Regions from separate parts of the Mus musculus genome. Here region 1 is linked to region 2. The links are chromatin loops, found by intact Hi-C in ENCODE. Cell type or tissue: heart. All regions are shown on one strand. Each heading gives the region's core, and the rest is flanking DNA. Links, peaks and the distances in the headings are about the cores only.

Region 1 (5,373 bases), core at 80-5,079, 110 kb before region 2:
AACCAGAAGGAACACAAGCGCCAGGAGAGCCGGGGTCACAGCACTAATATGAAATATAATGTGGCAAGGGGGGTACCATGGTGAACCCATGTCAAGGTGTGCCTCTGAGAAATTATGCCATGCAACAGAACTGGTATAAAAGGGAGTTTACTGGCAGAAGGGAAGAGGAGAGAGCACAGGGGACAGAGGAGGACCAGTAGACATCTATGTTTCTGTAGTCTGAGGATTCCAGCCAGACACAAAAGTACTTCTCATATCAGAGACTGTGTGTGTGTGCATGTGCATATGCGTGGGTGTGTGTCTCTCTTACCCCTCTCTTACCCCTTGATGTGTGGGACTTGGACGAAGTTGAGGCTTACCTCGGGGACTGCTTTGAGGGGAGTTGTTTTAAGGAATTCTGCACAAGGGAACAACCCGGATGTAGATTAGCGCCCTATCAGCGACTCCTCCTTGAGTCAGGGTCAGCAGCACTCTGCCCACCACCCTGGGGTGTGTTATGGCGAGGTGCATGGGGAACTCAGGTGGGGACAGCACATACTTTAATTCTCTCATCTTCCAATACAAGATTTATGTGTTCTGTGTTGGCCAGGCACAGAGATCTGCCTCCGGGGTGACAGTTGCTCTTCCTGATGATTCTTAGACTCATCTCGGTCCCAAACGTCACTTAAATCCTCATGTGAGAGCTCAAAATAAAACATCTTGTTTTGGGACACCTTGATTTGCCCGAGCGCTGGGACTGCAGGCGCGGGCTGGGCGCTTCTGTGTGGTAACAACGCATTCCCTAACAGCTCAGGGTGAAAAAGTACAAACTGTACAAAGCCCGGTGGCCACGGCATGCTCCCGGTGGCCCTCCAAGTACCAAACCCAGATACCCGAGGCGTGCTATGGCATGCACTCCACCGAAAGCAACTTTAAAAGAGAAGCGTTAGGAAGGTTTACACTGTCATTCGCCAATGCTTTTTGCTTCTCTCACTTGAAACTAGGTCTGGGCACTGGGTTTCTGCCAGTCCTGCTGACGCTGCCTTCCCACGGCGGCGTCAAGTTCACAGCCACAGTCCCCCAAGCTGGGCACCGGTCCATTGCAGCTGTGGCCGGGGTCGATGTGACCGCCCTCCGCACTGGACGACCTGGGAACTTTCCAGGCGATTGCGCAGTGCTAGGCAGGTTTCCCTCTGTTAAGTGCCACTTTGGTCTTAAGGTCTTCAATCTCTGAGGAAAAAGAATCCTAGAATGAGAAACTGAGCCAGCCGGAGGGTGGAGTCGCGGCCCGCCCCGCCTCGTCCCCGCAGGCAGTCCCCGATCGGCCCCCCTCCCGGGAGCGGTGCCCGTCCCCCTGGCGCTTCGTCACCGCCGCTAGGCCAATGGGCTTAACCGTACGGCCGCGCACACTCGCACCCGCTGTCCCCAAGACCCCGACACACCGTCCCGAGCGCGGTTTTTCGGCTGTGGTCCAGCCCGTGGCCGTCGGAGTCGTCATGCAGTCCCTGCGTACCACGCTCCTGTCTTTGCTACTGCTGCTGCTAGCGGCTCCTTCCTTGGCGTTGCCGTCGGGGACCGGCCGCTCGGCCCCAGCTGCCACCGTCTGTCCCGAGCACTGCGATCCCACCCGCTGCGCCCCGCCGCCCACGGACTGCGAGGGTGGCCGCGTCCGCGACGCGTGCGGCTGCTGCGAGGTGTGCGGCGCGCTCGAGGGTGCAGCGTGCGGCCTGCAGGAGGGTCCCTGCGGCGAGGGGCTGCAATGCGTAGTGCCCTTCGGGGTGCCGGCCTCGGCCACAGTACGACGGCGCGCACAGGCCGGCCTGTGCGTGTGTGCCAGCAGCGAGCCGGTGTGTGGTAGCGACGCCAAGACCTACACCAACCTGTGCCAGCTGCGCGCCGCCAGCCGCCGCTCCGAGAAGCTTCGCCAGCCGCCGGTCATCGTCCTGCAGCGCGGCGCCTGCGGCCAAGGTACCCGCCCCGCCCTGCGCTGCACTCCTGGGTGGCTCCCCACTCTCGCCAACTCAGCCCGACCAGTCAGGACCGTCGGGAGGGGATGCGGAGGTGCAGAGAAGCACTGCGGGGTGTTCTAGGCATCCAGTTAGTGGGAGAGAGAGACGATGGGGCTCGGGGTAGCTGTGTTTCAAAGGCTCCCTCCGGCCCTATTTCTGCGCCAAGCATCGGGTCGTTTCGAGAAACGCCAAGCAGGTGCTTTGCGCGCTTTGGTCCAGCACCCCCTGGCCGGGGTGACTAGGCATCGCGCTGGGGAAAGCCGCGTATCATACCAGGGATCTTGGCAATGTTGAGATACATGGCTTTGGGATCGCAAGAACTCTTGTCGCCTTCCCTTCCTTCTCCCTTTCTGCTGAGTCCTCTCTTCTTGGAACTATCTAAGCAGTGTTTTTCTTATAGAACCTCTTCGTGAAAACTTTCACTTTGGGGAGAGGGAACATCTCTGCTCAACTCAGCAAGCATTTTTCTCACCCCGCCTCCTAAGCAGAAAACGATTTAGTAACTCCGGCCCTCTTCCTCCATTGATTTAAATCAACTTTACAAAAACGCCCACGATTTGGTCCTTTTTTGGTCCTTTGGTCCTTTTGCCTGAGTTCAACCAGGTAGTGGACCGTGAAATTTGAGGTAGAGGAGGGGCCCACTGGGGATGAAGAAAAAAATGCACCCTCTACCCTCTCTCTCCTTGTGGGACCTTTCTGTACCCACAAGAGCTGGACGTGGTGGTGGCGACAGGGTAAAGGGGCTTGGAGAACTGCCCAGCTCCCTGCAGGACCTTCCAGAGAAAAGCTTCGGTTAAATCCAGAGATACCCTGTGGAAAAACAGTAAATTCATACTGGCCACTACAGCGCTGTGGGGACCAGCCAGCTGGGCTCCAGTACATTTGGCTTCAGCTACAGGGCTCCTGCCCAAACCTAGCACCTCCCTCCCCTCCGCCCCCCCACCCCCCATGTGGTGGGGAGGACAGGAAAGCACGGGAGAGGGAAAGAGAGATTGAGCTAGATTTTTCTTTATAGGAATATGGTCGCCTATGACCACTTTGAATTTGGCAAAACTTTACTCGAATGCACAGGAAAGTACTCCAGGTGGTGTAGGAAGAGGTGGGCTGGTGTTTATATTCTTACCACAGGAGCACAGGACTGGACCTCAGTCCCAGGAAACTCAGCCTCCATAGAGAGAAGAAAAGGGTTTTTGTTTGTTTGTTTGTTTGTTTGTTTGTTTGTTTTCAGAGAGGACTGATCCCGGGGTCCCTACCTACTAAGTCCCAGCCCATGTGACAAGTGAGTTATCCTGTGACTCTATTTGGTCTCCTAGACCCGGGAGGAGGAAGCTCCTGGCCTCGTCTTTGTCTTAGATGAGGTGGAACTGGGGATGAATAACTTGTCCAAGGTCACTCAGCTGGAACCTGAATGCTGGCAAACTCAGAACAGGCCAGAGCTAGACCTCAAGGCTATGGGAAATGGGCTTCCAGGGGGCTGGACCAGCCAACTCACCTTGGGGAGAGGTAGAGAACTATGTAGCTCCTGAGTGGATACTTTGAGGTGGAGAATAGATTGGTGTTAGTTAGTTAGTTAGTTAGTTAGTTAGTTAGACAGACACGGGCAGAAGTGACCCACAGTGGTGGCTCAGAGTCCCCTGGGGAGGAAGTAGTGTGTCACACGTGCAGATATCCTTGAGTAGTTCTTGAATAGGCTCTGTTCAGAGGAGGGCTGGCGTAGAACTAGCCTAGAGGGGGAGGGCAGAAGGTAGGAATCTGGGCTACTTTCACCAGAATCTGAGTGTGCACAGGTGACATTTTTTTTTTTTTTAAAAAGCACATTTTGGTGGGAAACCAGGTAGCTGTCACTCTTTGTAGTCTTGCTGCACAAGGCCAGGAGTTACAGACATCAGCAGAGGCCAAATACTTGGCTGGTTGAGTTGTATTGGGGAGACAGGTCCTTTGTTGGCCAGCAGGGCCCCAGTGGCCCCTAAGTGTGGAGACAGCCACAGATGAAGCATAGAGCTGGTGGTAGCCATCTCCCCTCCTTTTGTAAATATCTGTTGCTCTGTATCACGTCTGACATGTGTGCCTGGTACTTAGGGACAGCTAGTTACGTGGGAGGATGGATAGAAAGACAGGAGATACTTGGCGTACACAGCCGACCCTCAGCCTGGCTTCGCCCTGACTCTCCATCTGAGGCTGTCTTAAGGTCCCAGGAGCAGAGTCTGTGAGTCAGTGAGCTGCTTTCATTCAGTCCCTTTCTGGCCCCCGCTTTTAGCAGCTGGTGTCCAGGGACAGCTAGTGTACTTGATGTCACCCTTGAGTAAGGAGAACTGGCTGCCTGCTTCAGAGCAAAGTGCAGGTGGGAGTGGCGTGGAAGCTGGGTGGACGAAGAGAAGTACCCCTGAGGAGGACATGAAGGGAATCCACTGTGAGAACACACTGAGGCCAGAGAGGTCCTGAGGCAGGATCTGGGCAGAAAGCTCAGGAGATGGGTGGGAATGTGGGGGGAGGCGATGTCCAAGGCGTTGCTTTAGGGGGTCACGATGGCCGTTTGGAGAGAGAAGATGCCATCACTCTGCGTAAAACTCTTGTCTGTAAGTTGGTTAATGAAAAATCAGAGACCATATCTTGTTTGGAAATAGAGAGAAATTACCAGTGCTCCAGAGTGTGGCTGAGACATGCACAAGTATACCAGAGGACAAGGATCTGTTATTTACTACTGACCAGAACATAAGAAGAAATAAAAAAATAAATGAATGTGGTGGTTCACGCCTGTGACTCTGGCAAGAGCTCCATGGGTTCGAGGCCAGTTTCGGCAACAGATTAAGGCCCTGTGTCAAGTTTAAAAACAAAGTTATAGTCATATAGGGTAACAGCAACAAAGGTGCCATCTGATTCGTACTTCTTCTTCGGGCACCTGTTTACCAGGCCGTTGGTTCTGCTAACAGTGCCAATGCTGTAATTCTCTTGGTGCAGCTGACCATCACACAGCAGCACCTTGAGCTCATGTGTGGATCGTGAACCTGTTCATAGCCACCGCTCTGTGCTGTTGACAGAGCAACGGAGATTACAAACCAGATCCAGCTAAGTAGCAGCTAAGAGCTGAAGTAAACAGTGCTCCAGATGGCCATGGCTTTGGGACGACGACGAGGGATGACTCTCTCCTTTACCAGGCACAGAAATCAGGACAAAGTTGCCTTTAGTTACTGCCTCAGGAGAAGCCCAGAGTATAAGCAGTTGTAGAAAAGATGTTTCCAGCAAGACTCCCAGACGGGTAAACTGTTCTAGGGTAAGAAGGGCCCTTTTGGATCCTGAGACACTTTTGACTAACCAACATGTGAGGTGCTGCATCTAAGAAACCAGGAAAAAGACTCTGTGGATAGGAGAAACTTAGTCTACCCAT
Region 2 (5,373 bases), core at 113-5,112:
AATTTGTCTCTCATTTAAAGAGGACAGATTAGAGTAATTTCCAAAACAGTAAAAAAAATGAGCATGTCCACACACACATATACACAACCACACACACATACATAACACACACAACAGCACATAGACAACACACACACACACAGCTGAGAGTGTAGGATGACATACAATATTCTACCACTCATGATGCTGAGCTAGTAGGTTGTTGAGTTTCAGTGTAGCCTAGGGTACATGAGGCAGTCATGTGATCCAGGACAGTAGGGGACAGGCAGCTCATTCAGGTTTATAATTTTGTATTAGGCCTGAAAGCAATTCTAATGTAAACTGTCAACCATGTGTATGTAAGCAGCTGTTGAGAGCCTTTGCCATGCACTCTTTTGACGGTAGGATCATCTTTAAGCCCCTTTGGTCTATTTTAGACCAACCTGCTCTGCCTTCTCATTTACTGCTGACAGGTATGGCTCAAGGTAGAGAGTAATGTGTGCAGGTCCAGTGTGTGAGGAGTTGGGAGGGGTTTGCAATCTCTCTCTCCTTGAAATAGTCTTGATTCTACAGTACACGGCCCTCCAAGTACCTCCAAGCCATAGGTACAAGGTAGAGTAAGTTTCTTGTCACTATTCAAGGCAGATTCAACCTATGCCAACACAGTTTGCAGAAACTTATTCACCCGGGTGACCAACTTGGTCCTCATGTCTAGGACAGAAGTAGAGAGCATTGTAGTGAAGGTTCACAGGCAAAGTGAGAGGGTACAGATCTTTACAGGTCAGTGTGGCCAGGATGCAGCAGCAGGAGCTGTTCATGTCCTATATTGCTTTAAAGTTCATGAGTGAGCTGCCACCAAGTGTACAAGTGAGACATGACCAACAATGGAGAAACCACCATGTCTTTCCAGGAACAGATTCTGGTTTGGCCGTGAGGCTGGTGAATGGAGGAGACAGGTGTCAGGGTCGAGTGGAGATCCTTTACCAGGGTTCCTGGGGCACTGTGTGTGACGACAGCTGGGACCTCAATGATGCCAACGTGGTGTGCAGGCAGCTGGGCTGTGGCTTGGCCGTGTCTGCCCCGGGAAATGCCAGGTTTGGACAGGGCTCAGGGCCCATTGTCATGGATGACGTGGCCTGTGGAGGCTATGAGGACTATCTGTGGAGATGTTCCCACCGAGGCTGGCTCTCTCATAACTGTGGACACCAGGAAGATGCTGGAGTCATCTGTTCAGGTAAGACCCAGTGATCATTACATCTGCCTGACAGCAATGAGCTCAGGTCACTATGAATGCTGTCAGAACTCCATTCTGGCCACTTCATTGGTCCTTGTAAGGACTGGTGACTATCCAGGACAATGCCTTTCTCAGTCATTGTCCTGCACAAGGCTCTCAGTCTCTAGTGAGTGTAGAGTTTCTGTGAGAGAGGTAAGCAATGGAAATGCAATGTCAAGTCTTACCCATGAGTAAGGTCAAAGGTCAGCATACATGTGCTCTTGCAAAAGGTAATCCAGCTTTGGTCTGGAGTATTGGAATCCTGTTTCTATGCTGAATTTGAACTATCAGAAGGGCAAAGCTGTACCGAATAGCAAGGTGAGCAAATTCACTCTTCTTTTTCCATAGTGTTCCCCAGAATCCTTCCCAAAAAGTTTTGCTGAAGGACTCTTCTGGGGAAGCTTCAGTAACTCCTTCAGTCCCTCAGGGTCTGCAGAGTCCTGGGTTCTCACAGATCGGGTTCAATAGCTCAATCATGATAACACACTGGGAATGTTATTCATGAATGTTGGTGGTGTGGACATGGCAGTTAGGTCCTATGTAGTATGTTCATGAGGTAAATTGACAAATATTTGGACATGGATATAGCAGAGAGGATTGCTAGAGTCCTACAGAATCCTTTAACTGTGAAGGTGGATCTTTGAATCTTCAACAAGTCAAGGCTGACTGTGTTGTTGGCCCATTACCCACACAGTAACATAGAACCCTGGTTTCCTGTCATGTCTGCAGGTGGTCATGGTTTTTTACTTGCTATTATTAAACTGCATAAAACCGGGTCCACCTGGGGCATGGAGTACATGGTAGAAGTACATGAGTAGCTGTATTACTCATGGTCTGCTTTGGCAACCCCCACCTTGGAGCATCAGCCTCAGCTACATCTGTAGAAATGCTGAGTCTGTCTTCCCTGGGAGTCCAGGTGAAATTCAGGTGCTTTCTATCAAGTGTCCTTCTATTTCTCAAAGATGTCTGTGCCTCCCCTTGCTCAGGTCAATGTCGACAGCTTGGAGTCCCCTCTTCTCCTGTTCATTTCAGGGTCATGCTTTTTCTTCTGACACTAGGGAATTATTGATAAGACACACATTGCTCACTCCCTCTAGTTTTCACCAAATATGTTACCTGGGTCATCAGCTTTGCTCTTTGCACATTCATGGCTGACACAACATGTCTGGTATGTTTTATACACACATCACTGGGCATCATAGACCCCACTGCTGCATGCTACTCAGAATGGATGGCCTGAGGCTTTGCATGGTGCTAACCTCAATTGGGCGGGCTGGTACCTCAGAGTACCACACTGTGTCCTGATGCTCTTAGAGTAGCTTCCTCTGCATCTGGACATCTGAATGTTTCAATTCCTCATGTTCTTTCCTGTTTTCTACATTGATTATCTTACTGATAAATAAGTTTATCAGTATATTAGTATATGTATAACCCAGGCTGCTGTCCTTGAGCTATGAATTCCCCATCTTCATTTCCCCAGTGCTGGGATTACTTCAATGAGCCCTGGTACCCAGCATACATCCTGGTTTCATTTCTTCTTATACAGGGTACTGCAGTTCACTCAGTCTACCCTAGTGTGCTTGCCATAACCATGTTCCAACACCACCCCCTATAGCCTCAGGCAGCTCACTGCAGATGCTATGGTGTCCTGGAGCAGGTCGCCTTTGTCCTGTCCCTCACCAGACTCCACTTGGTTTGTTCTAACTGTTCTTTCTAAATTCTAGGGGCACTGTCACCTTCAGAAGTCCCTACCTGGTTTATACTTTTAAAGACACACACACACACACACACACACACACACACACACACACACACACTCAGACAGAAACAGACAAACGATACACACATACATATACTTGGATGGACAGAGACACACAAACATACATAGTGATAAATACACAGACACAGAAACACACACATATAGTCTCACATGCAAAGGAAATGGGTTCCAAGAACTTCTTTGCTTCTACCCAAAGCATACGACACTCAAGTCTTTTATCAACTGGTGTGTGACCCACAGACGCCCTCCTGTGTCCTTCCAGGCATCCCAGATCTAGTCCCTCATAGAATATCAGCCTTGTGTGACTCAGTGCTGTTCCACATTGCTCATGTGAATATGGCAAGAGGGAAAGGTTTTCATGCTCAATAATACAGGGGCAGGCTGCTTTTCTTTAATATTTATGATTTACCACTTATGTAATTTGTGAAGAAGCCTATGGGTACAGAGGGCCAACTGGAATATTACAAAGATTATCTTGCTCTTTTGACCAATGAAAAAGGTATTTAAGTTTTGTCTTTGGGGTGAAGCCCACAAAGAATAGGTGTAGAAACTATCCCTTTAGAAAGGATTTTTGCCAGGATCCTTGTGGTCGAAACACACACTCTGAATTTGTTTTTATTCCTTTCACAGATTCTCAAACAAGCAGTCCCACACCTGGTAAGTACATTGAAAATATAGACTTGTATCAGTGTATAACTTCCTCCTATATTGTGATAGAGGCTGGCCCACTANATAGTAATAAATGACAGTAGGATGAAATATATAGTGTCCCATCTAGACAGTAATGACAATAGAAACTCCTGCCAGCTATAGCAAAAAAGGCCCCTGTGCTAAGACAGTTATAGTCTTCAATTTTATGTTGCCCTGGTCTCAATTTTCAGTTGATGTTAGAATCGAGTAGAATATCTGGATGTAGGTCTTGGATTCAGTCCTTCTGCAAGAAGCTCTGACTAGGAGACATGAAGAAGACTCAGGGATCTGTGGTCGGCAGATGATATGTAAGGATATCATGCCCTCTTCACACTTGGGCCAACTCTGGCTTGTCCCAAGCCGAATCAGAATTTAATGTTAGCAAGGTTGTAGGGCCACTTGTTTGCTATTGGTTTGTTTATTTACTTCTTTTTGAGACCCACAGAGCCCAGGCTAACTTCAGACTTGCTGATTTGGCAAGGGTCCCCTTGAACTCCTGATCCTCTTGTCTGTAGTTTCCGAGTTCTAGGATTCCAAAATGTTGCCACCATGTCCAGCTGTTTTTTTTTTTTTTTTACCACATTGGACATGATGTGTAGTTCACCTCTATGCCTAGACCTTGGGCATAGCCAAACTGAAACACTGATTCCCACCCCCACCCCCAACCTCTCAGAAGGCATGGCTGTGTAGTGCAGTTCAGGCTAAGTGTATCTTGTATGAGACCATCTCTACATGGTGGATCCAATTCTAAACTAAGCTTTTTCTTTATTAAGGCTGGTGGAATCCAGGAGGGACAAATAACGGTAAGGCCATCTCCTTCACTCTTGTTTCTGTCTTTGGGTTACTGATAGAATGGGGAGAGATTCTGAGTCCTGTTGCTGTGATCACACACTGGCCCTAAGCAACTTGGAGGAGGACAGGTCCGTTGGGCTTACAGGTCACCACCCATCACTGAGTGAAGCCAAGGCCAGTTCCTGAGGTTCCAGCTGGAGGCAGGAACTGAAGCAGAGGCCTTGGAGCAGCCCAGCTTACTGACTTTCTGGCTCATGCTTAGCTAGCGTCTTATACAGCGCAGGCTCACATTGCCCAAGGACAATGGGCTGGATTTCTCTGACAGTTATCGATCAAGAAAATCCATACAGACAGGGCTATAGTCAATCCTGTTCTGGGTAACTCCCAGATTGAGAGACCTGTACATGACTTAGCTGGGGTTCTGTTGACAATGGAGATAACGAGGACAAATGGCCAGCGCTGCTGCTGCTGCTGCTGCTGCTGCTGTGGCTCCTGCTGCTGCTGTTGCTGTTGCTCCTGCTGCTGCTGGTGGTAGTATTCCTGCTGGTGCTAGTGATGCATCTGCTGTCTGGAGGAATCCAACTGAATCGGTGGACACAGAAATCAGGGATGGAGTAGAGATGAGAGACATGGGTGTCACACTGCTGGGTAGACCCTACCAAGCCCCTCCTTTCCTCTTCATTCTTCTCTCTGCTCTTCAGTTATGTGATGGATGAAATTAACTTTAGCCTCCTGTCTGTAGGACTAATGAAAAACAGTCACTGATTCTTCCTTCCAAAATTAAAAATATTGCACATCATCAATGCTCAGCTATCACAGGTAGTATGTACTTTAACAGAACATACACATGTCGGGGAAT

Evidence for each region. A loop is a pair of places that touch in the nucleus more often than their neighbours do. Peaks named below come from ENCODE experiments on the same cell type or tissue, not always from the same donor. Only the 100,000 strongest peaks of a DNase experiment are listed, where the experiment ranks them.
Region 1: a loop joins it to region 2, with 2.3 times the contacts of the local background. A loop is called at or near these places in 2 of 42 quality-filtered maps.

Annotation. Positions count from the first base shown.
Region 1 is chr7:130,934,797-130,940,169 of GRCm38, forward strand. It overlaps Htra1 (HtrA serine peptidase 1), which reads left to right and starts at 1,407. Exons shown (of 9, transcript NM_019564.3): 1 at 1,407-1,947. The coding sequence starts at 1,476. In heart, for the core only: CTCF peaks have their summits at 2,208 and 2,813; DNase peaks (open chromatin) are centred at 1,345, 1,925, 2,795 and 4,225; H3K4me3 peaks cover 2,315 bases; H3K27ac peaks cover 940 bases; H3K27me3 peaks cover 2,119 bases.
Region 2 is chr7:131,039,998-131,045,370 of GRCm38, forward strand. Dmbt1 (deleted in malignant brain tumors 1) reads left to right here. Exons shown (of 48, transcript NM_001347632.2): 4 at 890-1,213; 5 at 3,663-3,689; 6 at 4,496-4,525. Among named protein-coding and RNA genes, the nearest start is that of Dmbt1, 11 kb to the left of the region's middle. In heart, for the core only: a CTCF peak has its summit at 2,853; no DNase peak of the experiment used is centred there.